Linked DNA regions of Homo sapiens: region 2 is linked to region 1. Evidence: chromatin loops called from intact Hi-C (ENCODE). Cell type or tissue: PC-3. All regions are shown on one strand. Each heading gives the region's core, and the rest is flanking DNA. Links, peaks and the distances in the headings are about the cores only.

What was found. Peaks named below come from ENCODE experiments on the same cell type or tissue, not always from the same donor. Only the 100,000 strongest peaks of a DNase experiment are listed, where the experiment ranks them.
Region 2: it touches region 1 in a loop (10-fold over the local background); 4 of 110 quality-filtered maps call a loop at or near these places.

What each region holds. Positions count from the first base shown.
Region 1 is chr3:187,344,770-187,361,238 of GRCh38, forward strand. No RefSeq gene overlaps it. Among named protein-coding and RNA genes, the nearest start is that of RTP4, 15 kb to the right of the region's middle. RefSeq lists enhancers at 15,225-15,795, 15,796-16,365. In PC-3, for the core only: no CTCF peak of the experiment used is centred there; no DNase peak of the experiment used is centred there; H3K4me3 peaks cover 659 bases; H3K27ac peaks cover 697 bases; H3K27me3 peaks cover 851 bases.
Region 2 is chr3:187,394,044-187,410,512 of GRCh38, forward strand. No RefSeq gene overlaps it. Among named protein-coding and RNA genes, the nearest start is that of RTP4, 34 kb to the left of the region's middle. In PC-3, for the core only: no CTCF peak of the experiment used is centred there; a DNase peak (open chromatin) is centred at 9,858; H3K4me3 peaks cover 478 bases; H3K27ac peaks cover 1,828 bases.

The DNA of each region.
Region 1 (16,469 bases), core at 4,030-12,029:
TTTGCCACATGAATAGAAGAGAAGATATCATATAATCACAGAAACATAAAGAAAAAATATTTAGTAAAATTTAAGATCTATTCATGATAAAAGCTCTTAGCAAGCCTGCAAGGTAGTTTCATAAAACCTTCAGCAAATTCACACATCATGGTGAAATGTTGAAAGCTTCTCTCTCAAAGTAAGAACAATACAAAATGCCCAAGTTCTGCTTTTGTATTGACTATTATTCAGGGGACTCTAGTTAGAGTAGTAAGTAAAGTAAATAAAAGAGTATGAAAGATTTTAAAGGACAGATTAAAATGGTAATTTTCATGGACATATGATTATATATGTAGAAGATCTAAATAAATCTATAGATAAATTATTACAATAATTTTAAAATTTAGTAAGTTTTCTAGATACAAAATTAATGTACAGAAATCAGGTGTATTCATACATACCTTTAACAAACAGTTAACACATAAAATTCTAAAAATATATATTATGAGTATAAAACATATCAAATATCTAGGATCAAATCTAACAAAAGATGTGCAAGGTCTCTCTTAAGATGAGCAGAATATTTCTGAGAGACATTAAAGAAGAACAAACTAAATGGAGTGATATAACACACTCCTCATGGACTGGAAGATAGTGTTGTAAATATGACACTTCTTTTAGATTATACTGAAAATTCAATGCAATATCAATCAAAATCCCAAAGAATTCTTTTTTTCCCAAATTTCCCAAAGGAACTTCAGCTGATTATGAAATTTATATGGAAATTTAAAAAGTCAAATACCCAGAATACTTTTAAGAAGAAACCAAGGTAGGAAGCCATGCTATATAAGGTATGAAGACATTATAAAATCACAGTGATTAAAACACTATAATATCAGCACAAGGATGTAGTCAATGAACTTGACTAGAGAAGCCACAGACAGACTCCAGCAGAGATAAGTACTTGATATGTGATATAGGTCATAATGCAGAGCAGTAGAGAAAGGGTATTTTTTTTATCTAAGTAAAAGATACTAAGCTTGATCCCTATCTCACAACACGTGCAAAAACTAATTTCAAGAGATTTGAGACCTAAGTGTGACAGACTTAACAAAAAAATACATATTTTTATAAGATAAAATAGAAGAATTTCTATTTCCAGTAAATATTTATTTATTTATTTATTTGTTTGTTTGTTTGTTTGTTTATTTTTTTTTTCTTGAGGCAGAGTTTCACTCTTGTTTCCTAGGCTGGAGTGCAATGGTGAGATCTCAGCTTACCGCCACCTTCGCCTCCCGGGTTCAAGCAATTCTCCTGCCTCAGCATCCCGAGTAGTTGGGATTACAGGCATGTGCCACCACACCTGGCTAATTTTGTATTTTTAGTAGAGACAGAGTTTCTCCATGTTGGTCAGGCTGGTCTCGAACTCCTGATCTCTGGTGATCCACCCGCCTCGGCCTCCCAAAGTGCTGGGATTACAGGTGTGTGAGCCAGAGGGCCCGGCCTATAAAGTTAATTTAAAAAGACACGAAAAACACACATTTCTTTTCCATAAAAGAATGAGAAGTTTGAGTATATTAAAATGAAGAAATTTTGTTAATCAAAAGATATTATTGAGGGTGAAAAAACAAGCCATAGAGTGGGAGAAGATTTTTACAACAAGGGATTCGTATGAAGAAAATATAATTCAAAAAACAAATAAATAAGAAAATGGCTGACAACCCAAGAGTTACCAAGAATTTTGAACAGACATTGCACAAAAGAGAAAACTTAATGGGAAATTAACATGTGAAAAAGCACCGCTTTCATTAGTAATCTCAGGGATGCACAATTAGAACCACTGGAACGTATCACTATATAGTCACCAGAATCATTATCGTCAAAAAGACTAATCATGTATCACTGAGAATGTGAGCCAACAGAAACTCATACATGTCTGTGGGACTTATAAATAGATACAATCCCTTTGTACAATATTTGGCAAATCCCAAATTTGATGATACACAGTATGTGTATCATACAATACAATCTACTTATTGTTGTGTAATCAATGTAAATGTATGCACAAGAAATTTGTTTAAGAATATTCATGGCAGCACTATATGAAATAGCCCCAAAGTGGAAATAACCCAAATGGCAGACAATAGTGGAAGAGAAAAATAAATTAACATATATTTAAACCATGGAATAGTATAAAGCATCATCAACAACCCAAAAAGCTATAGCTCCCCAAAAGGCAAGTAAATCTTTAAAAGATAATACTGAGCAAAAGAAGTAAAACAACAAATTTATACTAAATAATTTTTATAGTGTAAATTTAATAAAGGCAAATCTAAACCTTGAAGTAAGGAATACACACTTTGGTGGATGATATATGAAGAAGAGAAAGGAGACAATTCCTATAAAAGTCACGAGAGTGGTTAATACTTGAGGGTAAGATTGAAAAGAACTGTTGGCTTTTAGAGTTCCATCATATTCTACATTCTGTTACTGGGCCTGGGTAGTGAACAGATGAGTCTTCTTTAAGTCACACATTTACGTTTTATGCATCTTTTTCTGTATGCTATATTTTGTAATCAAATATTTTATAACCAAACAAACCATAAAACCCAAATGTTTTCTTTCTATGGCTGGTTTATTTCACTTAGCATAATGTTCTCCATGTTCATCTATATTGTTGCAAATGACATATTTTTCTTGTTTTTTTTTTTTTTTTTTTTTTTTTCTGAGATGGAGGGAGTCTCACTCTGTCGCCCAGGCTGGAGTGCAGTGGCGCGATGTCAGCTCACTGCAACCTCCACCTCCTGGGTTTAAGCAATTCTCTGCATCAGCCTCCTGAGTATCTGGGATTACAGGTGGGTGACACCCTGCCCGGCTAATGTTTGTATTTTTAGTAGAGATGGGGTTTCACCATCTTGGCCAGGCTGGTCTTGAACTCCTGACTTTGTGATCCACCCGCCTTGGCCTCCCAAAGTGCTGGCATAACAGGCATGAGCCACCGTGCCCAGCCACAAAGGACAGGTTTTTCTAAGGCCAAATAGTATTCAGTGGATAGAGGTACAACAGTTTGTTTATCTTTTCATCCACTGATGGACACTTAGGGTGATTTCACATCTGACTATTGTGAATAATGCTGCAATGAACATGAGTGTGGAGTTATGTCTTTGACATACTGATTTCATTTCCTTTGGATATATAGCCAGTAGTGGGATCATATGTAGTTCTATTTTGAGAAACACCTCCACTGTTTTCCATAATGATTATAGTAATTTATATTCCCACTAACAGTGTACAAGTATTCCCTTTTCTCCACATCTCACCAACACTTGTTATCTTTTGTCTTTTTGATATAAACCATTTAAACAAGTGTGAGGTAATATCTTATTGTAGTTTTAATTTGCATTTTCCTGATGATTAGTGATGTTGAACATTTTTTTTCATATACCTGTTGGCTATTTGAATGTCTTCTTTTGAGAAATATCTATTTATGTCCTTTGTTCATTTTTAAATTGGGTTTCTTTCGTCCTATTGAATTGTTTGAGTTCTTTATATATTCTGGCTATTAACCTCTTATCAGTTACATAGTTTGGAAATATTTCCCCCCATTCTAGAGTTGGTCTCTTTACTCTGTTGTTTCCTTTGGTATGTGTAAGCTTTTTAGTTTGATGCAATTTCATTTGTCCACTTTTGCTTTTGTTGCCTGTGCTTTTAGAGTCACATCCAAAAGATTTTTGCTGAAGCCGATGACAAGCAGCTTTTATCCTACTTTTTTTCTAGAAGTTTTATAGTTTTAGGGCTGATATTTAAGTCCTTACTCCATTTTCAGTTGACTTTTATATATAGGATAAAATAAGGGTCCAAATTCATTTTTCTGCATGTGGATATTCAGTTTTCCCAACACTGTTTATTGAAGAGACTATTTCCCAATTGTGTGTGGAATCTAAAAAAAGTTGAACCCATAGAAGCAGAGAATAGAATGGCGATTACTAGAGGCTGGGGCAGCAGGAGTGGGGTGGTGAAGGGGAGATGTTGGTCAAAGGGTGCCAAGTTTCAATTAGATGGAAGGTGTCAATTCTGGAGATCAGTTGTACAGCCTAGTGACTATATTTAATAATAATGTACTGTATACTTGAAAATTGTGAAGTTCTCACCATAAAAAATAAGCATGTCACATGATGGATATGTTCATTAGCTTGATTTAATCACTCCACAATGTACACGTATATAAAAAAATCACATTTTGCCTCATAAAAGCATATAATAAAATAAATAGGCTGGGCGTGGAGGCTCATGCCTGTAATCCTAGCACTTTGGGAGGCCAAGGTGGGCGGTTCACGAGGTCAAGAGATCGCCATCCTGGCCAACATGGTGAAACACCATTTCTACTAAAAATAACAAAAATTAGCTGGGCATGGTGGCACGTGCCTGCAGTCCCAGCTACTTGGGAGGCTGAGGCAGGAGGATCATTTGAACCTGGGAGGCGGAGGTTGCAGCGAGCTGAGATCACGCCACTGCACTGCAGCCTGGTGACAGAGCGAGACTCCGTCTAGAAACAACAACAACAAAAACAAACATAAATGAATAAACACACATGTAAAAACATTTCAAAAATAAATTTTGAGGCCAGGAGTAAAAATGGAAAAAGATAATATTTTCTATTTGATTTAAAACATCAAGACCATATTTGTCATAAACTTATATGCACTTTAAACAATGTATTGCTAGATATAGAAAGCACAGTTCTTAGATATAAGAATAAAATTTGACTCACTAGAATTAAATAATTTTTATTCATTCCAATTTTTCTGTACAAAAAAGAGTTTTTAAACACCTTGTCTTTAAATTTAATTGACCAAATAGACCAAAAATAGAATATTAATGAGTTTAGTCACATAATTAATAGGATGAATTTACTAGATAATCTAGCATATGGTACCTTATAAAGAATGTATATTATATGCCCATAGAAGCAGGAAAAAAAATGTGTACTGCATTCTAGGACTATCACACAATCAAGCTAGATCCACATAAATGCTAGATCAAAACTGAGACCTACTGAAAAAAACAAAAACTAAACAAGTAAAATCTCAAATTTCTTTAAAAAATTGTAAATCAAATCAAAACTATATTCTGAGATATAAAAATCAACAAAAATAAGAACAGTATACAGCAAAAGTATGGGCTGGTACTAAGCATAAGCACTATTCATACATTTAAATTCAAAAGGCCCAAAATAACAACCAGGCCTTCAATTCAATACAGAAAAGTTAACAAAATAAGCCATATAGATGCATATATAAAATTATACAATTAATTAAATAAAAGCATAAATTAATGACTCTGAATGCTAAAAATGAAAAAATACAATTAATGGATAAAAGGGGCGATTCTTCAAAAAGATAAATAAAATACGCAGGTCCAGCCTGGTGCAGTGGCTCACGTCTGTAATCCCAGCACTTTGGGAGGCCGAGGCGGGCAGATTACCTGAGATCAGGAGTTCAAGACCAGCCTGGCCAACATGGTGAAACTCTGTCTCTACTAAAAAAACAAAAATTAGCAGGGCGTGGTGGCACACACCTGTAATCCCAGCTACTCGGGAGGCTGAGGCAGGAGAATTGCTTGAGCCTGGGAGACGGAGGTTGCAGTGAACTGAGATCATGCCACTGCACTCTAGCCCGGCTGACACAGCAAGACTCTGTCTCAAAAAAAAAAAAAAAAAAAAAAAAAAAAGGCAAGTCCTTTGGAATTTGGGCCTTGAATGAAGGGAGAAAATAAAAATATAAAGCATTAGAAATGAGGAAAGTATAACTAGATGAAAATCTAAACAAAATACAGAATTCTTTAGGAAAATTAGAAAACCAAAACTGACTCCAGACAAGGCTCTCCACCCCTCCCCACCCTGTGTATGTGGGTGTAGGGGTGGCAGTGGGAGAGGCTGTGGTTCTCCAGAACCTTCCAGTTGCCTGGAAAGTTCTGTTAGGAGGATCCCACTTTGTCCGCAGAGCTCATGTCCTTCAGGCCATCTTTGCAGGTAATAAAGGGTGTATGGTATTTTAATTTCCCCCAGGTCAGTGTCTATCTTTCAATGTGTTGTAAATAAAGGTGGAAGGAGGTATGCGTTATTTGCTTTCCAACATGTTCCAAGAATGCAAACAATATGAAAATCTGCCTACATCTTTTTATGGGGCTAGCATTGATATGTCTGATGCTAAAACTTGATGAGAGCACAAAACATAAACATATAGAAAATTCTAATTTATAAGTGGTAAATGAAATCATGTCAAAGTGACTTAAGAAAAAAAGGGAGCTGATTTGTTCATATTACCAAAAGATATGGCAGAATGTTCTTCGGCATGCTGGAAACAAGTACTTAAAGCTTCCCTTTGTACTGGTTTCATTCTCAAGCACATTTTCACCTGGCTGTGGCAAGCTGTCTAGGTACAAGCTGACATTCTATTAGCTTGGTACTCCAGCAGAAGGAGAGCATCTCTCTGTTGGCAACTCCAGCACAAGTCCCCATAGTGGCATCTCACTGGTCCGGCTTAGTTCCCATGCCATCACTAAACCATTCACTGTGGCCAGAAAATCTGGTGCTCTAATTGGCCAGGAGTGAGTTATGTGCTCACTCCTAGGTTATGGCTCAGTACTAGGAAGTCTATGAATATAAATGAGAATATTAATTATTTAAAAAGAAAAATCATGTGGGGAAAGGCATTATACTTGATTTAGCACTCATTTCTGGTTAGTTCATTCATTCCTTCAACATACATTTCTTAAGGACCAATTCTGTATGGTTTTCTGGTTTTGGTGTGGAAGTGAACAAAAACAAGCCAAACTCCCTGCTTTGTGGAGGTTACATATTAGGATTTAACATTGTATGCAGAATAGTAAGAAAGTTTAAATATGGTTAAAAAAAGTTAGATACTAAAAGCAAAATGTATGTTAAATATGGCAGCACTAAAGACATTCCCATCCTAGAGTATTTATTTTAATTATCTTTTAGAGCACAATTTTAATAAGGTTTCTGGGAAGCGCAGATATATATATTGAGTTTCTACTTGTTAAGGATCCTTTTTTTCTTTCCATTTTGCAAGTGAAAATAACTTGATAGATTTTTCAGACTCGAATATTTTTCCTTTAAACTCTGCAAAAGTTGCATCATATTTGCTGGAATTTAATATTAATGAGAAAGGACCTGAAGCCAACCTAATTTTTGTTGCTTTGTAGGTAAGCCATTTCCTCCCATCCCTGCCTGGATACATGTAAGACACCTCACCCAACCAATCTAAAAAAACTTAAAACTTACCAGAGTATGTGTATGTAGAAAACTCTATTGATTAATTTTGATTGCTTCTTATGAAGTCCTTTCAAACCCGAACATGTCTTTTTTGACTCAGAAACATTTTTTTTCTTCTTTAATTGTTTCTCCTCAATTTGCACTTTTCTCCTACCATATTTTTTGTATACCTAAATGGGATCTTCTGCATTTGTTCTTTACATCTTTGTTTTTCAATGGTTCACCACCTTCTCTCTTTTCTTTGATTTTGGGAGACGTTTTTGAACTTTTGCCCTCCTGCTTTGGTTTTCCATGATATTTAGTGCCCCTTTGCCGTTTGAATTTTGTTGGTGATATTCTTTGTTTGCAGTCTTTAAAACTGCATGATGTCATTTTAAAAGAAATATTTATTTAAGATTCTCAGAATCCAAATGAAATGTTCTCTCTATTCCCTAGTAATTTTATTTAATATGAAGTTCTCTGATTTCAGAAGCCTGTCCTTCCCAGTATTGGATGTTGAGCCTGAATCGCTCAAGAACTATTTGTGGACCTTTTAAATTTTTAGGTCTAGACAAGGAGGGGCTGAATAGGTTTGGATATACAGCAGTTCTTCTTTGCCTGTCTGCATTCCTGAAGCCTGACAAGGGTAGGCAGAAGGCTCGAGAAAATGATGGTCAGGGTCTTGGAATTCTCTGCTCAGGCTTCTTTCCTTTCCCATGTTTCATGTGATCTGAGAGCTAGCTGGGGCAGTGGCCTCATTTGCTGACCCTCAGAGTTCCATGCCACCCGGCTCATATGTCCTCGGGCGTGCTCCAGTGTGCTGGCACTCCCTTCACGGTGCATGGACCAGGAAACCTAATCCAAACAAGTCTAGGCAATAAAGGGAATGAGCACTCAGTTCACTGAGATAAGCTGAACGCTACAGGACTTTTTCCTCATAGCCTAATGAGGTTGTCAAGGACCAAGTTTCTTTTAGTCTTTGTTCTCTGCTTTCCAGATGTCTTCACCCCAAGCCAGACCTCCCTTAAGGAGACAAAAAATTTGCAGCAGTTCCCACAGTTCACGTCTGCACAGCACATGACCCAGTAGGAGATGGGACTGACTGGGTCAGACTGCAATACCTGAACTCCTTGTTATTGAAGAAGCATGAGGTCTCACTAATTGGCTTATACTCATATTGGCATTGCCGCTGCCTCCAGGGCTGAGGTGGCGTTAATTCACTATTTCCTGCTCCGCCACACAGCTGCTACCCAGGTGAAAGGGTTAAATGGCTAAGGGATAGTCATCCGTAATATATTCAGGTTTTTAATGCCTCTTCTAAGTGTGTTCTCAGAATTAGCCAAGTGCGCAAGTGGTAGAGATACACAGGGATAGATTTATTTACTTTTGTGAATCTACTATATTAATCATGTAGTTTGTTTAAATAGTGTGATTCAGTTTTGAGAGCAAAGTTGGGAAAACCTCTTACCCGTTATTTTTATTTTACTTTGATACTCTGTTAAGTCAAACTCAATGAGTGGGGAGCAGGGAGGCTAATGGGCATTTATAGAATGACATTATACTTTAATATTAAAATAGGAATATTTAGATTTACTTATATATGTAAGCAATTTTTTTTAGCATGTACTACTTGCCAGGTACAGTTGACCCTTGAACAATGTGGGGGTTAGGGGCACCAACCCGCCCCCACCACACAGTTAAACATCTGTGTACGACTTCTGACTCCCCCAAAACTTAACTCCTAATAGCACATTGTTGACTGGAGGCCTTACTGATAACATAACCAGCCTACTAACATGTATTTTGTATTATATATATTATTTATTATATTTTTACAATAAAGTAAGCTAGATAAAACAAAATGTTTCTGAGAAAATCATAAGGAAGAGAAAATAGATTTACTATTCGTTAAGTAAAAGTGGATGATCATAAAGGTCTGCATCCTTGTCATCTTCACATTGCGTGGACTGAGGGGGAGAAGTTGGTCTTGCTGTCTTGTCTCAGGGGTGGCAGAGGTGAAGAAAACCCATGTATAAGTGGACCCACTCACTTCAAACCTGTGCTGTTCAAGGGTCAACTGTGTTTCATTACTGAGCGTGAGAGTGCAATGTGTACCAGCCAAAGAAATGTTCCTGCTCTTAAAGAGTTTAAGTCATAGAAGAGATCAGTCAAGTCAATAGGTTTGTAGTGTGAAATTGTTATACAAGATGCCCTGGGTGCTACGGAAGCACATAGAGCAGGCACCAAATCTAGGCCTGGGGAAGCAGAAAAAGCTTATTTATTAGAGGAGAATACTGAGTAATACTTCAAGGGCAGGTCGGCATGGGCCAGGTAAAGAGATGCTGAAGGAGCCTCCAGACAAGGAGAGCTCATGTGGGAAGGCCCAGCAATGAGAGAGGCAGTAAAGCAAGGTTCTAGAGTTAAACTATCTGGTTTGGAATCCTGGCTCTTCCACTTATCAGCTGTGTGCACAAAGTATTTCGACAGGGATAATAAAAATGGCAGCTACCCCGTGAAGTTGTTATGAAGATTGAGCAAGTTAACATTTGTAAAACACTTCAAACAGGGCTTTGTTTGTTACATAAAAAATAAAATTAAACCTACATATAAAACAAAACAAATCTTTCCATACTGCCTCAATCAACAACGAGTAAGAAAGAATCTACTCTTTAGTGTCTCCCATTGGAGGCCGCCATGTTTACTCCCTGACCTCCGCAGCAGTGGATCCAGCTTCCTAAATGAGCTTGTCTGCTTCCCCTGCCCTGCCTGCATTGAGCTTCCAGCTGGCTCAAGAGACATGCTCACACACAAGCTCAGAAAAGAACCACGAACATTGAGAGACAGCAGCTCAGTCAGTGAGTCCATGGGAAGAGCACCAACATGGAATCCAGGAGAAGTGGTCATGTGTACATCTAAGATAAAAGCCAGGCAAGGCAGCCATCAGTGACTTGGGCAGGTCGTCACAGAGACTGACAGGAAGTTCTTGTTGCCACTTCCATATTTTGTGAAAAGGCAAGACTCCAGCTCTGGGAAGCCTGACCAGCACCAAGCCAGGCCTGCATCCAAGAAAATCACAATACAAAGCAGGTTATCAAAGGACTAATTCCCTCCCTCCCTCCCTCCCTCTCTCCCTCCCTCCCTCTCTCTCTCTTTCTTTCTCTTCCTTCCTTCCTCCCTTTCTGCCTTCCTTCCTTCTTTCTTCTTCTTTCTCTCTCCTTCCTTCCTTCTTTCCTTCCTTCCTCCTTCCTTCTACCTTCCTTCCTTCCTTTCTTTGTTTCTACAAAAAATTTATTTAAATGCTTAACTTGCGCCAGACAATGTGTCAGGTACTGGATATATTAGTAGTAACATATAGTTTCTGCCTTCAAAATGTTTAGACTAGTGAGAAAGACAGGTATCAGATGATGTGATGCTTTGATAAAAATATGCACAGGGCACTATAGTAACAACCCAAAAGTTCTGACCTTACCAAACTCAACTGCAAGGATGAAAAGAGAAGTGAGGAATGGAGGTTGATAGAGAAAGAGGATTAAGAAAGACTTCATTCAGGAGAAACCCAATTATTAATATGAGATCACAGCAAGATGGCTTCTAAATTGGCCTGTTGAAGCCACTCATAATACACCTGTGCTTCTAGAACTTAGAGTAGAGACTGTGGGTTGGCAGTGTACAAGGACAGTGATATAACAAATATAAGAGCAATGTTTGAATGAAAGAGAAAAAAATTCAGTGTCCATAAAGTAAGAACAAACCTCCATGTAGAGACTGCAATGATGTACAAAGTAGAGAATTGTAGAGAATACTACTCAACAATAAAAAGTAATGAAGTAATGACATATGTTACAACATGGCTGAACCTTGAAAACATTATGCCAAGTGAAAGAAGCCAACCACAAAAGACCATGTATTATGTGATATGAAACGTCCATAAGAGGCAAATCTACACAGACAGAAAGTAGACTGGTGATTGCCTAGGGTTGGGGGAATTGGAGAAAAACTGAGTGACTGCCAATGGGTATAATGTTTCTGTTTGGTTAATAAAATGTTCTTAAATGGATTGTGGTGATGGTTGTCCCCCTTTGTGATTATACTACAAGCCATTGAATTGTATACTTTAAATGAATGGATAGTATGCTATGTGAATTATATCTCAATAAAACTATTACACATTTTTTAAAAAATGAAAATGGTTCCTTAGCAGAGTAGAGGAAAGTTAAGTATGGCTAGAACTTCAAACATATAGGGTGTAGGATGTAGTGATAAATTAGTTTAACGTGGTAAATCTCAACCAGGGTGAATTTTGCCCTCCACAGAACATTTGGCAATGTCTGGAGACATTTTTAATTATCACAATTGGCATGGTGGTGTTACTGACATCTAGTGGGTAGAGGCCATGGATGCTGTTAAACAGCCTACAACGCACAGGACAACCTCCCCAACAAGGAATTATTCGGCCCAAAATGTCAGGAGTGCCAAAGTTGAAAAACCTTGGTCTGAAGAGGTAAGAGACCAGGCCATGAAGAGTTATGGGGTAAAGTTGAGAAGTTTGGCCTTGCTCTAAAGAAGAAACAATGGTATTAATTGAGGGATTGGCATGATGAAATTGCCACTGAATACCCAAAACGTCACTTTGTGTACAGCTTAGAAAACAGATTAGAGAATCAGGGAGGACAGAGATAATGGTGACCTAAGTAGTGTGCTAGCAGAGGGAATGGAAGGATTTAAAAGATATTAATTCACTAAGAAGAATTCTCAGGGTATGGTGATTTGTTTGATTCAATGTTCAGAAAAAGAAGGAGAAAGAGGAGCAGCTTGGGATCCAGGCTTCTGGCTGTGCTAGTAGGTGATGGCAATAAGGCCCTTGGCTGACACAGCAGATAAAGGTGAAGGAGCTGGTTTGAGGGAGAAAATGACAAATTGGATTTTGTCATTTTCAAAATCAAAGTGGAGACTTTTAGGGAGTAACTGAGGATAAGATCAGGAAACTCTGGAGAGATTGGGGCTGTGTATTGGGCATCAGGATATATAATGCAATTGTACATGGGAATGCGTGCCACCGCCTAAGAGGAGTGTGGCATGAGATAAGAAGGCAGAACTCGGAAGAACACTAACAGGCATAGAAGAAAGAATCCAAAGGCTATTTAGAAAGTGGCAGGCAACTTGAGGAAATAAACAAAACCAAACAAAACCAGGACTGTGCAGTATGACAGAAGTCAAAGAAAGATGATTTCAAATAGGCCACAATATACAATTTATAGTATACACTAGGAAGATGGAGAATCACCTAGTGGACTTAGCAACAAGGAGTTTGAAGGCGACTATGTTGAGATGGGCTTTAGTGGTGTATTGGGGACAGAAATCAGAGGGGGTGTGTTGAGAAGTAGCTGAAAGGGAAGGAAGCAGAGTGATGAGTGTAAGCAGCTCACTTGAGAAATGTGGTTATGACAGGGAGATCAATGATAGTGGGAAGGGGATACAGGGTTAAGGTTGGGGTCATTTGAGACAAGAAAGACTTACTTTAACATGTTTAAGCGCTGAGTGGAAGGGGCCAACAACAAAAAATTAGATACACAGAGCAGGGGAAATTAAAATGTCAAGATTTGGGGGAAGCACTGAAGTCATTATTCAACATAGATTGAAGGATGCTTCTACTATCCAAGTAGGAGCAAAGGATAAAAACATGGGTACAGAACACAGAGAGTTTATAGGTTTGGTGGCATAAACTTTAGGAAATTCTCATTTGAAGATTTCAGCTTTCTCTGTGAAGGAGGTAAGGTCATTTCCTGAGAGTAAGCCAGTGAAACAGCAGAGTTGAAATTTTGTGGATAGTGGACACAGTTTGAAATAGCTGTAGTAAAGTGGGAAAAAAGAAAGCAGAGAGATTTATGGACCATACGGAAGGCTCTACTGAGATAGGGGAACATAAATGTGCAATGCCATGAATGTATGTGTGTATGTGTGTGTGTGTGTGTGTGTGTGTGTGTTTTCCTAACAGCACTCAGCAGGCTTGAATAAAGTGGGGAGTAGATTAATCCTAGGTTGAGATTTTTACAAGCAATATGGGACAATTCCTAGTGTCGAACTACATTTTTTTAAACTAGAGAGAGAAGGAGGTAAAGGCAGCAGAGCACTGATGGATGGAGAGGTCAGGGATTTGCAAGGTCTAATACTGGACTTGGTGGAAGTAGCTGAATTGGAGAGCTGGATGTGGTTAGACAGATAGATAGCTTGGAATATGACAAGGTCTAGTATGTGGCCATGAAACTGGCTGACTTACATAAATGGAGGTGAAGGGCACTGAAAATGAATGGGGTCAGGAGTGTAGGATGGATTTTCTTCATCAAACCTGACTTGTCTTGGCAGAATAAATGTATATCATGCCTCTTTGCTTAAGTGCAGATTCTAAGTAATGTCTTGCTTTGTTTCAATTCTCAATTGGATTTTATCCATAATGCTAGACTCAATAGTACTTGTTATATTTCAAATCTGTCTAATACTTGCACTTAAGGAAATTACAGAGAAGAATGAAAACATTTCAGAAGGCTACAAATGAATATAAATCATTGTGTGCTCATTGATGTGAGGGTTAGAGGAAGCTATGGAGAAGTAGTAGCCTAGATTTTACCATCTTTTTGTGAACAAATGCTCACTTAACCTACTTATACCAAGAGTTTGACTGGCACCAGACCAAGCAGAGTCATGCCAATTTCTTCCATATTTTAGTTTTGATTTCAGGGAAAGAAGGAGAGATACCCAAAGATTTTCATAAATCTAAGACTGGAAGAGGCCTTAGAGTCATCTTCCCCAGCTGACATTTGATGCTGAACTACTCAATATCCTCACCATGTGGTCACTCCACCCAGTCACTACAACCCAGTCCTGGCAGAGCTTGGATTTGAATCCAAGTGTTTAATTCTTAACCTGGCCTTCTTTATGCTATATCAAAATTCCTGGGCTACCACTTGGGAGAGGGAGCTGGAGAGAGCAGTGAGTGGGGTAACCTACATAGTTTCCCACAGCTTGGAATGATGGTTGTGTGTATTCATGCTGAAACAGCTACTCTCCTTGAGGCTCTTGTCTCCTGCATGTAGTTCAGCCCCTTGGAGCCACTGGGGATAAAACTGCTTCCTCTTGCACATTGAACATCTTTATTTGGTATTATCAAGTAGCCAAGATTCTAGTGCAACTTCCCTTCCTCAAGGCGACCAGTCCCATCTACCCTATCACCCTTCCCTCTTCCAGCTTCACCTCAAGTCTCTGCTTTCTTCTAGGGAAAGTAAGCTCTACCAGGAGGCAGGTCTCTGGCCTTCAGGAGGACTATGCTCAAGTTCATCACTCCACTGCACATTTGGGACAGCCTGGTGCTGTCAACATCACCAAGTTGAGATCTGGGAAGACTCTTTGCATTTCCTAATGGAGAACCAGAGCCCTGATCCATCCATACAATGACAGAACTGGAACCGAACTTGGAGACTACCTGGTCCAGTGCTTTATTATACAGAAAGGGAGGTGAAGCAGCTCATCCAGATCATGGCAATTGACTAGTGGCACAGGTTGGATTTAAATCCAGGTCCTCTTATCTCTAATCTGGTTCTCTTTGTGTTTATCAGATTCCCTGGGACAATACTGCATTTTGTTCTCCCTATATATTTGTGCCAGAATAATTTTTCAGCTCAGTTTCACATATTCATACTATCAATATTCATCTTCCAAATCTCAGGAGCTTAGCAAGAACAAAAAGCGGATCTAAAAATTAATCCATTATTGGATGACATGGATTATAGCAAATACAAAGTAGGAGAAAACATACATAGAAAAGTAAAACCTCAGAGTATTTACAGCCTTATGACATCCATCAGGCTGTGACCAAAATTGGATAAGACAGAGCATTATAAATCCTGGGGCTGTAAGGGAAGCACAAGGAGAGAAAAGTGTGCAATAGTGGCTGCTGCCCTGAGCAACATTCATCATCTGTGATCTCCCAGCCTCGCCGTCTTCAGAGCCCGTCCTGTGCACGGTGGGTTTTGTTCTGAAGCAGTAGGATGCACTGACACTGATCCCTCTCTACATTCTTGATGTATGCGACTGATACCTCAAAACTGAAGCTCATAGGGCCAGCCTGTATCTGGATTTTTAAATATGAAAATGAAAAAAGAAAATCTCTGTCTGAAGGGCTGGCAGAGAAAGAGGGAATCAACCTCTTTGCCCCAACAACAATGAAAAACCAAATCTGTGATCCTGTGGCTGAGAACAAAAGAGTGCCCCGCAGAGAGGTACACAAAACAGGCTGTGAAAATGACCCATCAGAAGGAACTCAGGAGAATCAATAACTTCAGTGGAAGACTTTAGGTCAAATTCTGAAACTACTACAGTGTGAATCCTGTGAACTGTCCTGGGGGAAAGGAGTCTGAATGTTTGCAAAACATCTGCGTTGAGGTGAAAATCAGGAGTCCTTTAACACACTCATCAAACCACCCCTGGGTGGGCTTGTTTGTTTCCTTCTCATTTCCTGGGCTCCTGGCTGCTCTTTGCACAGGCGTAAAATTCTCACTGCCATCAAGAGGGGATACAGGGGTCTCACTGAGGCCCGAGCTGCATTCTCATGCCCAGACTGAGACTGCAGAGGTAAAAAGTCAAGTTACTACATATTGGCATTATAATTGGCAGGCTGTGTGGCCTCGCCTCAGCTTTGCATTGTAATAGCCCCAAATGATCTGCCTCTGTTTCTCACAGCTCTCCTCCCTTGCTTTCAATGTCCTCTGCTGTTAATTAAATTCATACATAATGACTGTGGCTGTCTCCTGGACTCCATCCATCAGACAGCAAGCTGCTTTCCAGTGCCAGGTCAACTCAGCCATAATGAATAGACTCAGAGGCTGACCCTGCCTTCCAGATTTTCACCACGGAAGAAAGCACACAAGTGGTAGTTAAAGCATCTTGTTTCACATTGTACCTCTGCTACTCATAAAGTGAGATCTTGGCAAGTCAGTCAAACTTCTCGAGCTTCATATTTTCTATTTATAGTGATTTTTATCCAGGAGTATTTCAGTATCATTATTGAAGCTTTTAAATAATACAAGTCCCACCCCATACCTGTGGAATCAATTTCCAGAGGTGGACCTGGGTATCTATATTTTACAAAGCTCCATTAGATGCATCCATTCTGAAACATTTCTTGATAAAGGACATAAACCATTGGGTTATTGTAGAAACC
Region 2 (16,469 bases), core at 5,547-13,546, 51 kb after region 1:
CAAAGATGATTTTGAGGGCTTCAAATTTAAAGGGGAAAAGCAGGCTGGAGGGGAAAGAGGGAGCATGTGGTCACATTACTGAATCTACATATTGCAAGGAAACAGGAGCAGGTATGTGAGTAGTCAATTATGTATTTGTCTCCTCAGTAATTGGCACTACATATAAGATAAGGTGAACATAGAGTAGCTACCTGTGGCAGTATTTGGCCTTTTATCTGGAGCTATCTGCTTAGGGACAAAAGGACAGATAGCTTCTTGCGTGACTCAGCTTTCAGCTTATTATTTTTTTTTTTGTTTTTCTTTTGGCATCATGAATGGGGTCCCAAGTTTTAATTCTCCTTTCACAGCATAATTTTTTTTCAATTTTTTATACATTTGAACATTTTTGTAATAAAAATTAGAAACTGTTTACAATGAATGAAACATGAAACAATAATGATCAAGATGAGCAAAGAAATTGACAGAAGTTTTCTGATATTGAGAAGCAAATTGTAACAAAAACAAAAATTACCAAACGAAGTAATTCATTAAAAGGAAAAGATAACTTTCACACGGCAATAAAGACTAGGCTCTTGGGTGGCTTGATACTCCAATTAATGAGTCAAGTGAATCATATAGTACATTGAAAAATTTGAAGATATTCTGTAGATTTGACTTAGAATGCTAATAGCAATGAAGATAATATAAAACCAATCATTTGCCACTGGAAAAAGGGTGTTTTTGACAAACTTATTTTTTAAAAAAATGCTAAGAAACTTGTTACTCCTTAATTCAAAGAGTATTCAAGATAAGTCACGATACAAAGAAACCTGAAGACATACTGTTTCCATATGAAAGCAACTCAATAAAGCTTTTCCCTAATTGGACAATAATCCTAACATTTTGCATGGCATAATTAATAAAGAGTTATAAAGCTGAAAGGAATTTATCTATGTTGCAGATGAGTGATGACTACCTGGGCTGATAATGCAGGGGTAAGAGAATTTACCAAGACAGTAGTAGGTAGAGAAAGGCAGATTCATTAGAGAAAGTAGGAAAATACGTTGCAAGGAGGCAAAGGACAGCCAGCAAGAGAGGAGTTGATTGCAAGGAAAAGCTGATTGCTTGAGATTTTATGTAAGGATAGTTCTTGGGCTGATTGATAATACCAAGGTAGCAGGGAGCTTAACTTGCATTCTTCTGTTAGTCTAGGTGTTTGATAAATTGAGGCATTTGACGATAGGCAGGAGATGTGTGAATTATGTATGTTATTTGCACAGGAGGGCTGTATGTTCTGGGCCATAAAGAAAGGCAGACCTACAACTTACCTGCTTTATCTCTTTGCTTTCCCCTGGTCCCACCAGCTTGACTCCTTTTCACTAATTAGGAAGCCGCAATCTAAACTATTAATACTTTTTTTAAAAAAATTGACTAACCGTGATAGAAGAAAAGTATGTCTTTGTTCTTTTTTTTTTTTTTTTTGAGACAGAGTCTCACTCTGTCACCCAGGCTGGAGTACAGTGGCATGATCTTGGCTCACTGTAACCTCTGCCTCCCAGGTTCAAGCAATTCTCCTGCCTCAGCCCCGTGATTAGCTGGGACTACAGGCACACGCTGCCACGCCCGCCTATTTTTTTTTTTTTTTTTTTTGTATCTTTAGTAGAGATGGGATTTCACTGTGTTGCCCAGGCTGGTCTCAAACTCCTGAGCTCAGGCAATCCTCCCACCTTGGCCTCCCAAAGTGCTAGGATTACAGGCATGAGCCACCACGCCTGACCTATATCTTTGTTCTTTACAGAAAATAACATCACAAAATTTTTTTAAAAATCGATCAAATTATAGTGTATACAGTATTACAGTATGTCAGGCTATGTGACATTTTTGAATTTTGTTATAGTTGTTGTATCTGGCCGCATTCTTAAATTTGCAATTTATTGTGATTTCTTTTCTCATTCTAATAAACATTCATTTTCACCCCAACTTTGTATTTTTGTACTCTTAAAGGGCCCAATCATATTTTATAGGTTTCAGACCCCACCAAACCTGTGACGAAGAGAGAAAGAGCCTGGTGTGGAGTTGCTGGAAGAGAGGATGATATTAACTGGGACCCGAAGTATAGGCACAAGTTATGGGGTGAAGTAAAAGAGCATGCAGATAGGTGGCCAGTAGCACTAAACTAAATTCTGGCTCAGCTGGGTTACCTCTGTAAAGAGACAGGAGGTTGAGCAGTGGACTGGATGGTTTCCAAAGGTTCTTAGTAACAATGACGATAATAATTTTTACCACTACTGAGCACTTATTACATGTCATGCATTGTGTCAGAGGTCAGCAAACTATAGCCCACGGACCAAGTCTATCCTCTTCTGTTTTTGTAAATCAAGTTTTACTGGAACACATCTGTAACTATTCATTTAGGTATTATCTATGACCACCTTTGTGCTATGATGGCAGAGTTAAGTAACTGTGACAGAGACCATGTGACTTGTATAGTCTAAAATATTTACTATTTGGCTCTTATAGAAAATGTTTTCTGGCCCCTGGACTCTGTGGTCATTATTTCTGGGGCAGATTGCATTTTCCAAATATGTCCATATAGTGTCTCCCAACCCATATGCTCTTGTAAAAATGTGAACTTGTTTCACATCATCAAGAGGTGAAGTCAGCTTCTGTCTGGGTGGGCCCTGTGACTGCTTTGACCAATAACATAGAAGTGAAGTTGGACCATTGTTTAGCTCACAGCAACTTCTGCTTCCTGCCCATAGGAAGCCAGCTGCCAGTTAAGAAATACAAGTATCTGAGACCACCATGCTGTGAAAAGCCCAAATCCCACAGAAAGGCCCTAGCATGAGATGCCATGTGGAGAAAGAGCACAAGGGTCATGAAGGAGCCCCACAGGAGTAAGGAAAATATCTTGGAAGTAGATCCAAGCACACACTGCCCCAGCTGACACCCTGTGGATCACACACAGATTGTCCAAACAAGCCCGTCCTAAGTTCATGACCCACAGAATCATTAGATGTAATAAAATGTTTGTTTTTATCCATTGAGTTGGGGTTCGTTTGTCAAACAGCAATAGCTAATTGGAATGATCTTATATAATCCTCATAACTGGCCCAGTACAGATGAATTATTAGTCTCAATTTATGAGTGAAAGAGCCAAAAGTTGGAGAACTCAAATTATATGCCCCACATCACACAGTTGGTAAATGACAAAGCCAGAGTTCAAACCAAAGTTTATCAGGCTCTGAAGCCCTGGTACTTTATGCGCCTTCCTGTATTGACATTCTGTGTGCTGAAAGCTGACAAAGCTAAGAGACGATTGGTCAAGCAGGAGGCCCCTGAGAAGGTCATATTCCCAGACATATTGGGAATTGGGCTCAAGTTGAATTCTGAGCATTCAACTTCTGCAGAGTAGAGCAGTTAATAATATGCCAAACATTGGTTCCTTGGCAATTATCATAACTGTGTTTCTTTTCCATCCACAATATGTTTTTATTTGCCTCCAAGGCACAATTGTTTTTTAAAATGCTTTCTTTTAAAATCAGCTTTATTGAGATATAAAACATGTAACATAGAATCCACCCATCCTAAGTGCACAGTTGAGTTATTTCTAGTAAATTTACACAGTTGTACAGTCATCACCACAATCCACTTTAGAACATTTCTATCATCCAAAAGGTCCCTCATAACAACTTGTGATCAATTCCCATTCCCACAGCTAACCCCCAGCCACCACTGATCTGCTTTCTGTCTCTATAGGTTTGCCTTTTCTGAAAAGGCTGTATCAATGGAAGTATACAATGTGTGGTTTGCTGTGTCTGGTTTCTTTCACTTATCATTTATCAGTAATTTGTTTCTTTCAATTGCTGAAGAGTATTCTGTTGTATGCATATGATATGCTTGTTTTTACATTCACCAGTTGGTGGACATATGGATTGGTTCCATTCTGGGACTGCATCAGTGGCAGCATTTAAACAGTGTTTGATTGCTTAGAAAGACTGACAGGACCCAAAGTGACAATGCTTATAAAGGAGACAAGAACATAGCAATGTTATTCAATTAAGAACCTCAGGCACTTCCTCTCACATTCTCCACAGTCAAGAAGGTTGACCAAGATTTGTGAAGAGTTAGGGGAATCCAAATTGATTATTTTGGGCCCAGGGAATCTCCATCCTTCAATGGCTTGTTCTCTACACTCTCAAATCTAATCTTGAGTTTTCTTGGATCCACCTCTCATTTTAGATGGCTACTGCTTATGAATAATACAATGTAGAACATTGGCTTTACTTGACAATTCAGTTTAATTATTGAATTTTTAAAAAGGGGTATTCTCAAACCCTCAGAATCATGGATGGCACTACAAATAGATTAGTTCATGATTATGATAGTTGTTGCTAAAATGGTAACACAGTGATGTCCTTGAATGAAATATGCAGATAAATCCACTGTTACTTGATTATGGAATTGATCCTTTTTAACAATAAAATGGGAGCAGACAAATCTTTAAAGTATCTGAAAAAAATGTTTTAAAATGAGCTGGATTTTCTCAGGATAAACCAAAAGTTTACCTTCTGATCTTGAGTAATTATGTCTGTCTCATCCAGTAGCTTCTATTCTCCTGAAAGGCAGGAATTGTCTCACTTTTGTTTGAATTTCCTTTATGGCTAGTACAGTGCCTGGCATACAATAAGCACTCAGAAAATATTTTTGCTGACTTAAAGTGTCATCACAAGCTGCTTTTTACATATGCCAGTTCCTTTACTCCTTGGGATGATTTTGCAAAGCGTTACTACTCTAGTTTTCACAGAGGAAGGAACTAACCCTAAGGGAGGGTAAGTGATTTGCCCAAGATAGTACCACTAGTAAAAGGCAAAGTTAGGATTCAGTCCTGTCCTGATTTCTATAGGGTCCTTCCTTATAGACAGGGAAACAGGACACAAAATAATCTAAAACAAGGCATTTCTTTGCCATCTTGCTGTTGTGGATTTCATGCTTTTCTCTCCTTTTTACACCATTGACTTATCATATTATGCTCTTCAATTACATATGTCAGTTTCCTCCCACAATGGCTCTGCAGTCAGTGCTGTAATTGCTCCTTATGGAACCTGAGCCCACATGCCTACAATTTCCCCATCAACTCAGCAGCTCCTACTGCCTCCAAAGGACCATGGCTAATACAGCCTACAAATGTATATGCACCTGTGATTACTGCCATTTTCCACTCAGTTATCATTAAGAAGCACTACTCTAGAGTGCCTTTTAAATATTGTGTATTGGCAACACTCTGATGTGGGTAGGTGGCTAAGAACCATTATCCTCCAAGTTATTATTGAAAAGTGGTACCCTTAAGGTGGGAGCTGACATGTTCGCTCACACGATTGAGGGAGGATGCAAAGTTCTTCTAGAATTAAGGTCCATTCCCTGCTGTTAAGTTGAGGGCACAAGGCTCTTTCCTAAGTAATTAATTAAGCATCCACTTAAGGGGGAGGGGAGGGAAACTTCAGCTAAAAAGCTACTAGAGTTTGTGTTGTACAAGAAAAAAGTGGTTGAGAAATAAAGGATTTCCCCAATTTCTTAGGTATAGAAATCCCTAAAATACATTTCAAAATAAACTCAAGCAGGTCATGGAACCTGAGAACCTGAGAACTAAAAGGACTTTGAACATATGAGGAAACTGGAGTCTATGCAGGGAGCAGGGCTTGGCCAAGTGGGTAGCCAAGAATGAGATTTTAAGACCTCCCGACATGGGCCCTCTTCACCATTGTTCAACTGAAGGTTGAGGCGGGACAGTGATGCCACTTCTACCTTCCATCCCTGGGAGCTTCTTTCAGGAGCAGTAACAGAAACACCAGGTCTCTGGGACAGTGGCTCCTGCCATCGGAAGAACATTATTTCTAGGACACCCAGAGCTCAGTCTAGAAACTCTGGTCAAGAAAGCCAAACATTGCTGAAGAGATTTAAAATGAAAAGCATAAAAGTGCTAGTACATGTGCCTGAGATAAAGCCCCCTCTCCACCTCAGGGCTGAGAGAAGCTGGTAAAAATGCTGATTCTAGAGACCTGAGACACTTCTAGGAGAGATTAAGGGATCAAGTGCAAGGATTTTCCCAACGAACCTGAAGCCCAGGGTAACTGATCATTGTCATAAAAGAAGGGACTCCCTTTCCTCAGGGTTAACCAAAAGTAGGGAGCTGCAGGAAAGGCTGAAAAGAGGTCCAGAAGGGCTGCCTCGAGGCAGGGACATCATGGAGAGCCACAGTCTGAGGAACTTGACTGGCATCCAACAAAGACAAGGCCTAGTTGAAGCAACCACCGCATAAAAACACCAATGAAATAGCCGTCGCAACTAAACTTATTGGGCACATATCATGGGCCCAGCACTTTTTAAAGCACTCTGTATACATGATCTCATTTGATCCTCATAACAGTCTCTGTAATTCTAATAAGAATTAGAGAATGTGGTAGGGCCACTTTCAAAAGTTCCGGGAAAGGATTACTATAAAGGAGAACTCTCCCATTAATAACATGTTATAAGAGACCAGTGCTATTTGAGATCCCACCACTTCTCTGTGTATGTATAAATAATAATTTTTTGTATACATGTTAGTTTGAATCAGGGGAAACCTTCCATTTTGTATCTCAAAAATGGTCAAATAGCAAAAATTTTATATGGCTCAAACTAATATGTATATAAAATGTGTATTCTTTATTGGAGGGAAGTGAAAAAGTAGCAGGCAAATACAACAGTGTAGGATATGTGCTATGTAAGGAGTAAATACTGTGCATGCTGAAGAAAAAAAGACATGAAAGAGAGTTCTAACCAAGATTTCAGCGAGGTGAGCAGTCAGGAGAGACCTCTAAGAGAAAATGACGTCTGTGTTAAGACCTGAATGGATGACAGTAAAGGAAATTAATCACTAGGAGCCAGATTTAGTAAGTCAGGGATGCTTTGCATCATCATGAAGTAGCTGGTGCAGCACTTGCACTGCCACTGTAAACAAGTAAAAAACTGGGCAAAATATATGAGGAAAAAACCATTTTCAGACATTGGATAATAGACATCACAAGATCGTAATTACTGGGAATAGGAACACAAACAAAGTGAATCCTTTAATTTATTAAAGTCAACACATTGTGAAAGATTGAAATAATAAAGAATATGTTCTCTGCTTTTACAGAATTAAATTAGAAATTAAAAACAAAAAGGGATCTAAAAATAAACAACATAGCTGTAAGTAACTCAGGTTAAAAAAGAAATCACAAGGGGAATTTAAAAATATTTTGAACTGAATGAAAATAAAAACAAATGTGTGGGACATAATTAAAACAGTACCTAGAAGACGTATAACTTCAAATGATTATGTCAGAAAGTAATGAAAAGTCAAATCGATGATTTAAACTTACATGTTAATCTGCCACAAAAAGGTGAGACAATAAAATTTCAAGTGAGTGGAAATAATAAAATAGTAGAGATAATAGCAGAAATCAGCCAAATAGAAAATGTACAAATAGCAGAGAAAATAAATGAAACCAAAAGCTGATTTTTTAAAAAAGAACAATAAAACTAATAACTTCTATTTAAACACACCAAGAAAACAAGGGAGAAGACACAAATTATTTATATCAAGAACAAAAAAGGGAACATGATTACAAATTTTACAGTCACTAAAAGAATAATAAGGTCTATTATAAATAGCTTTATGCCAATAAATTTAACTTCTGATAGGAAATGGAAGAATCCTTTGAAAAACACACATGACTAAAACTGACAAGAGAAAATAGAAATTCCAAATAGTCTATCTAAAAATAATTTTATTTGTAACTAAAAATGCTTCAGAAGGAAAAATCCCAGCCCAGATGACATCTCTGGTGAATAATTTCAAACATCTAAGGAAGAAATAATAATGATTATACACAATCTCTTTCATGAAATAGGGAAGGTGATGGTACATGAGCCGTCACTAGATAGGTGTTCAAACAAAACGCCAGCAGCACCACCATGATCCTGCTTTCCTAACGGAGCCTTGTGGCGTCTGCAATTCCACTTCTGGGCAGTTATCCAAGAGCAATTAAAACATGTGTCCATAAAAATGCTTGTATACAAATCTTCACAGAATTATTATTTATGCTAGATTAAAAACTGGTAACAATCTAAATATGTATTAGCAGGAGAAGGTATAAATAAACAATTTTAATACATATATATGGTAAAATACTACTCAGAAATAAAAAAGAATGCACTGCAGATATATAAAAAAAGCATAGATTAATCTAAAAAGCATTACACTGAGTAAAAGTAGCCAGACACAAAAGACTGTGTGTGTGTGTATATATATATATATATACTCTCTCTATATATAAAAATATGTATGTGTGCATATATATACATATATATATACGCATATATATATACATATATATACGCATATATATATACATATATATATACGCATATATATACATATATATACGCATATATATATATACATATATATACGCATATATATACATATATATACGCATATATATACATATATACGCATATATATATACATATATATGCATATATATATACGTGTACACATATATATATACGTGTATATATACACACATATATATACACGTATATATATATACACACACACATATATATATATATATCAGAAAGTGTAGATTTTTCTCCTGCTAAATCCATCCTCCCTATGCACCATCATTACTCCAGTACCTTGAAGAGCTACAGGGATCTAGAAAGGACCTAAAATACCCTATGTTCAAATAACAATAAGCTCGACACCTTTTAAGTGAAAATGTTTGCACCCACTGGTGGTAACTTGAAGCCATAGGAGAAAGATAACATTTATTTCTGAAGTGTTAGTTTTGATCAAACCTGCTTTAGTTAGTTAGATTATGTATATATACACAAACCCAGAGACCTACACACAAAACCAAAATATGTATAAAAAACAAACATTGATGTACTATGGAATATAAAAATAATAAATTTTTAAAGATAAAGCATGAGGCTGGGTTGTGGTGGCTCACACCTGTAGACCCAGTGCTTTGGGAGGCCACAAAGAGATGATTGCTTAAGCCCAGGAGTTTGTGACTAGCCTGGGCAACATAGTGAGCACTGTTTCTACAAATTTGTTTAAAAAAATTAGCCATGCATGGTGGAGTGTGCCTGTAGTCCTAGGTAGTCCGGAGGCTGAGGTGGGAGGATCACTTGAGCCCAGAAGTTGTGGGCTGCAGTGAGCTATGATTGCACCACTGCACTCTAGCCTGGGCAGCAATGAACTACTGACTCAAATAAATAAATAAATAACGAAAGATAAAGCATGAGATTCTAAAGACATTTTATGTTTTCAGCAGGCTAATTTAACCTACATTTCTAGGCTTCCTTCACCTCCTGCCCTCCACTTCACATCTTCTTCCCACCCCTGTGAGAGGTATCTCTATTCATTCTCCTTGGCCATCCAGGGACTTGGATGGATATGTTTGACAAAGACTGATGAAAGGCATATGCTAACAGGTACCAAGAACTAGGAGATGGTGTCAGGTGCTCTTTGGCTTTCCTCAGCATCACCTAACCTGAGGAACCTGGAGGACTGTTGCTTGGGACCCTTCCCAGAAGAAGAAGTTGTCAATCTTGTGGTTTGACAATTCCATTACCACCCTTTCTATTTATTCTATCCATCTTCCATGACTTCTGATTGCACCAAGCCACAAACAGTCCACAGTGCATTGTATACTCAAGAACCTAGACACAGAGGCTACAGAGAGGTCACACAAACATGTGGACTAGGAACTTCCAAGTTTTTGTGAACACCGCTACTAGCTGACTCACTACCTGAATCACTGGGAGAGAATGAACTATGGGAGGGGCCTTGATAGTCTCCCACGTTTCTGTGCAACCCAGAGCATATCACAGCTTCTCAGAGCAGTTACTGGAACATTGGCTTTGCTTTACTTACGGACTTTAGGATCTATAGACTTCTTTGTTTTTAACATCACATGTTGTTTCCATCAGAAGATTTTATTGTAATGAGTCAGTGCTTCTCACTGGAACTAATACTGGTCACGGGGCATGTTTTAAAATTTAATGGGATCATTTGATTTGCTACTGTTATTAGTGGACAAGAGCCAGGAATGACAGACCTTTTGCATTGCAAAGGACAGCTCCAAACAACTAAGAAGTGTCCTGCATTCCATGTGAAAGTTAAATAATCTTTTTTATACTAGTCTGACCTGGCATATATACTAGTCTGACCTTTTTATACTAGTCTTCCTTCACCAGTGCTTCTTTTACCTCTCAAATAAACTGCTTTGCTATTGTATCTTTGTTTCAAGGTGAGTTTCTGGTGTAACCCGAACTATGGTAATTTTTTTAATTCTAGTATTTAACTCTCTCTCTCTCTCTCTCTCTCTCTCTATATATATATATATATACATATATATACACGCACACACATATATATACATATATATACACACACACACATATATATATACATATGCTAGTCTGACCCTAGCATTTAACTCTATTTTATATGTATACTCACACTGCTAATGGCATTTGAATTCCATTGTAACACACCTGTGCTGTTACGTTTGTGCATTTGTAGCTATGGCATGCAATCTGATTCTGTGAAGAAGTGCAAGCATTTCACTACTTGCTCAGGTACTCGAGTGTGATGTGCTCCAGCAATTGCATTGCTAAAATGTTATTATTTTTTACAAATTACTTCCCTTTATTTCTTCATGTATTAAGTTCGGGGCATTATATTGCAGTCTGTGAAATGATATGTTTATAGATTACATTATCTATGATTTTTATATCCAGATACTAAATGGGATATCACAAAATATTTGTTGTTGTTGCTTTTGTTATGTGCATGTGTTTGTGTGCTTTGTTTTTTTTTTTTTTTTTTTTTTTAGAAAAAAGAGCATTCAATCTAAAAGTCAAGAAAATGACGATATGGGTGATAAATATTGACAGCTTAGACAAGGGCTTGAGGGGTGAAAAAGAAAGTCACTGTGGATATAGAATTAACAGAATTTACAAAGAGATTAGATTCAGTGGATTTTAATTAAGCTCTGTTTCAACTTTCCCTTCTGTAGGCTAAATAAACCCAGAGCCATCAACCAACTTGGCCTGCTTTATAAATCTTTTGTTATCTCGGCTGCTGGCTTCAGAAGCACTTCCCTGGGTCTCTAAGTTGTGTTCAGTTATGGATTTCCAAACAGAGCTTAAACATATTAAGCGAGAAATTGGGTCTCCCAATTCCCACGTAATACACCATGCACTGGCTCACAGATCTGACAATGTAACGTGGATATGCACATGTAGCAGCCATTATCAGTGGCCTGTCTATATTCTCCCATCTCCTGTATATGTCCAGTGACTTGCAGCTGCCAGCATCTACATTTCTTTAATTAAGAGTCTTCTTTGGCCACTGAAGCCCATCATGAAGGAGGCTGGAAGTGCAACCCACCTGCATCCCCCAAATAACACTCAACCTGTAACTTCCTGCAGTAGGTGTATAAATACTGGAGCTCCCTCATCCTTTATATGGGATAACTCTAAGGTGTGTGCCCAACACTGTTCTCCAGGGTTTCCTCTACAGGATTCAGCTCCAGTCATCCACAGTAATAGATGATTTGATAATAAACCCCATGTCGACTGCCTTCCCTGTCTCATTTTCCCCTTCTTTCACCAGTGTTTCTTTCACCACCCAAATAAACTGCTTTGCTATTGTATCTTTGTTTCAAGGTGAGTTTCTGGTGTAACCTGAACTATGGTAATTTGTCATTCATTGGGCTCGAGTCCTCTCATGGTAGAGGTATGTAGTTGAAGAGCTCAGGCCTAGGAGACAGACCTGGACCCTAGCTCCCATCTGTAACAACTCACCATTTGAGTTTAGGCGTGTTACTTCTCTCTGGGCTTTAGCTTTCTTACCTTTAAAATAAGAATTTGGCTACATTAGCCTTTCCCAAAATACACTCATTGGAAGAACACTCTGTTTTTGAAATGTTAATAGTTGTCATGGGGAAAACAGAAGAGAAGGAAGAACACTTCTGGTCTATATCAGGATTATGCTGAAGTAAAAGTAGGAGTGCCTAGCTCAGTGCCTGACGTATAGTAATCTTGTAATAAATGGTGATTGATTCTGAATACTAACAAGTTAGCTCATGCTCCACACAGAATTGCCATAGACAGGGGTTCTTGACCTGAAGTCCATGAACTTCCTGAAATTATAATTAGAATTATATACCCTGTGCTCCTGTGCCCTTTTCTGGGACAAATTTCTCAGTTTAATTATATTTTTAGGCTCCCTACAAAATTAGCTCTGTATTAAGCCATTTATTCTTATCAGTTGTTTTAAAACATAACAGCAGACCACTACTTCCATTTCAGTGATTAATCATCAATAAGCACTTATTAAACATCTTATCTCCCTTTTGGAGGAACAATTTCTAGGTCTTTGTGTAGTGGTCAATTATAGAAGGATGTAGATGAAGAGCTACATAAGAATTTCTGAGATATGAATACAAATTGAATAAAGTGATATTTAAATATAAGAATTCAGTTGATATAAGAAAAAGAACTAATGGATTAAAAAAAACGCTGTATGTCACAGGAAGCGGTATCGGCATGTAGGTAGAAATGAAAAAAAAAGTTGAATCTGGCCAGTTTGATGGAGATATGCTGTTTGTTGGAATGGGGGTGGGATAGACTCTAAATGGATCAGGATAATCAAGCTGCTGTTAGAACACTTTCTCCACTCTTTTCTGTTAGAGCAACAGACCACAAGTCTTAGATTAAAATGATTTGCCCCACTCTCAGTCCATCCATTGGATCAGTGTGTCCTGGTGTTTATTATTATTATTTTTTTAATGTTCGCTACATCTGTCTTTGGTGCCTCAATAGCTTGCACAGTCCTTTCCTATGTGTAAGGCCTTAATAACATTTTTCAGGCTGTTTGGAGATCTGATGTTATCCCAAACCATGAACAGCAGAGCTGTCTTCGCATGAATCAACCTCAAGGAGAATGGAACAAACCACTAGAGGTGTTTCCAGCTCCAATTTTTTTTTCAGTCTTTTTCTCCACACAAAGCCTAATGTTTGGTTGTTATTGACAACTGCTATGACCACATTTGAGAGTGTGTGCCAGGAGCCATGTGGAGGAAGTGTGGAGGCGAAAGAAAAAGAGACAAATTGGCAGAAATAATTTTAAGTGACGCCTTTTCCCCCAATTACTTAAACTCACCTGGCTTTGTCTACATCAAGAGAGGCATAATTTTCTTGTTTTTAAAAACAAATGATGCCTCAGTAGAAAATAAATGCATTATCATGGGTAAAAGGCAAATACATTGTCAAAATAATCGCTATGGGAGATAGAATCCAGTTTCAGCAAACTCTTTTCAGTTTCTTATAGGCAGCAAATAGTGTTTAATGAGAATAAACTAAACAATATCCTTGGTACAACGACCTCTGCTACACTTTTTCAGTTAAAATTTCTAGCTCGGTCAGTCTTTACATTTTTGTGAGTTTAGGGTCCCTTTTTAATAACTGAGGATTTTAAGTACTGGTGGTGGTATGCTTAGTAATTATTAAAGAGAAAAAATATAAAATGGTGTTCTAGTTATTGTTGATACTGATTGTGGGACCACAGCTGTGACTGTCACTCACAAAACCTATACATAGCCTCTTTCTATAGTCTCTTTGCTTTCTCATGTCAAGGTAGTTGGGTTTCAAGAGCAAGTATCTCAAGAAAACCTGATGTCACCTGTATCATCTTTTATGATTCAGACTAAGGTCACTTGGACTCAGGTGTCCTCAGCTCAAGTCACAGAACTCACTCCTGCTCCCATAGCAAACCCACCCAGACTTACTTGCTTCAGGTCAACATTACATTATAAGACAAATATCTGGGATTAGAGATAGTATTATGGCCATTTAAAAAAGTACAATCTTCCACAAATAGAAAAAATGCTATCACCATTTTTGTAACATTCTTAAATGAATATATGAGCTTATCACACCTGGCAATGAGATTTCAGTGTCTCAGTATCACCTCCCATCATTGGGCATCTCTGCTGTAGAGCAAATGCAGGTAAAACACACCTCAAAAGGGTCAAGGCAAATAGGCACTGCTTTCCACCCTTACCATGCCATTTCCACACACAGAAGATCGACCTTCTTGATCTCTACTGAGCATACCTTCCAGCACATTCCATATTCTGCCTTTTCTAGCCTTCTTTAAATCATTCTCCTACATGCGATTTATCCCTCATTCAGACAACAAGGTTGAATGAAAATACATACCTAGTCACAAAACAAAGCATCTCACAAACCAACTCTGGCTACATTTTTTGGCACAAATAGTAACAATGACATATGCAGCTACCAATTTTGAGTACTTAAATGCCAGACACTGGGCTAAGTGCTTAACAGACGTTAGCTAAAGTAACCATCAATAGGATAAGAAGACAGGTCCTAATATTATCCTATTAAAAAAAAACAAATCAAAAGGGTCCATGAAGTTTATTATAAATGTACCCAAAGTCCCAGCTATAACGTCATGGACTGGAACTCACAGAAACCTTGCTTTTAATCATTATGCTGTTATGTTCCCATACAGGCTAAAATTGTCTATATAACGTGACATTAATGGACTTGCATGGTCTGGACCTTATTTTTCAGGTTTAACAGTTTTTCTCCACCCTTATGTAATCTATACAATAGTGACCTAGTGCATCTTACTATATCCCCTTCCTCCAGAGACACATAGTCACTTTCATTCTTTTGTGCACGTGCTTAAGGTATCTTTCTATTTTCCAACTGGCAAAATAAAAATTCCCTGCAAAATTCCATTTCCTCTAGGAATCCTGTGCTGACTTCTTCAGACAGTTAAATGTCTCTCCTCTCAATCTCTATGTCACTGAATACATTCCTCTATTAAAACTTCTCTGAAATCATTGAATTTAATTATCTGGGTGTCTTTCCCACAAGGTACTGTACTACGTGAGGCCTGAGAGGTACCATTTGTCTGCAAAGCTCAAAGATGAACACAGCACTTGTACCAAGTAGTCATACATTAAATATTTGTTAGAACTTTAGTTTCTTGCCATGATGAAGTGCACTAGCCTTCTTGTAGTAAACAATCATAAGCCTGGATAAATAATATAACTGTTTTCTGATGTTGAACCAAAGGTAGTGGAAGACTGTGCTCTCTGAGAGCTGGGAAACAAACAAGATAATCCCCACAATAACCGTGGCTTTCTGCCTGAAGGCACTTTTGGACTGTAGGGCAGTGAAAAAAAAGCCAAAACATCACAGTTGCCTCACTGAGCTAAAAAAGATAAAGGCCAGAATTTAAGACTACTGAAACAGTTGGAGTTTCTGGAAACAGGATAAGAGGGAAAAGGAAGCTGAGTAGAGAAGGAACTCCAGAAATCTGCATAGGGAGCCCCTTGAGTCTTTGGCTGAGTATTAGCCTGTGTATATACACAGAAAAATTTCATAAAGCTATGCTAGAAGCATTTACCAGAGGGAAAAAATACTGGGGAACTGTGAGCTAAACAAACCCCAGAGTTTGCACAGGGCTAGAAGATGATTGCATTCTGATCTGCCAGAGTGGAGACATTTTGCTAAACATCCCAGATATGCAATAAAACTTATAGAAAAGCAATACTTTAGGAATAGAATTAGTAGAACCCTAAGGTAGACATAATTCTAGTCTTTAAAAGTTTATGAATAAATCTCAAAAGGAACATGTTAATCCTTGAGCAAATTCAATGCCGAATGGAACAAAACACAAAATTCTATTATGAAAGAAGAGAAAATTCTCCAAAAATGTAATTTTTACAATATCAACTGTACAATCAAATTTACTACATATGTAAATGAACATAAATATGTGATCCATAACTATAGAAAAGTCAGAAAAATAGAAATAAAGAAATGGGAAAGGTGATAAAATTAGTAAATAAGAATTTGAAAACAACTGTTATAATTATATTCAAGAATTTAAAGGATAGCATAAGCATAGTGAGAGAACAAATAGGGAATCTGAATAAAGGGAAATGTAGCATAATAAAATGGAAATTCTAGAATTGAAAGATGTAATATTTAAAAGGAAAAAATTATGAGATGAGTTTAATAGCAGATTAGACAGTCGATAAGAGAGGTTAATAGCAGATTAGACAGTCCATAAGAGAGGTTAAGATAGAAGAATATAAATTATATAAATGGGAGGATGTCACAAAAAATAAAATGCTGAGGGAAGTGAATAGCATCTCTGTGAGCTCTGGGACAATATAAAGGAGTCTAGTAAGTGTGTAACTGGAATACCAGGAGGAGACAAAAGAGAAGTTGAAGTGGGGAAAAATATTTACAGAAATAATGGTTGAAACCTTTTAAATAACATGAACAATATAAATCCATGGCTACAAGAAATTCAGTGTACTTCAAGCAAGATAGACACAAAG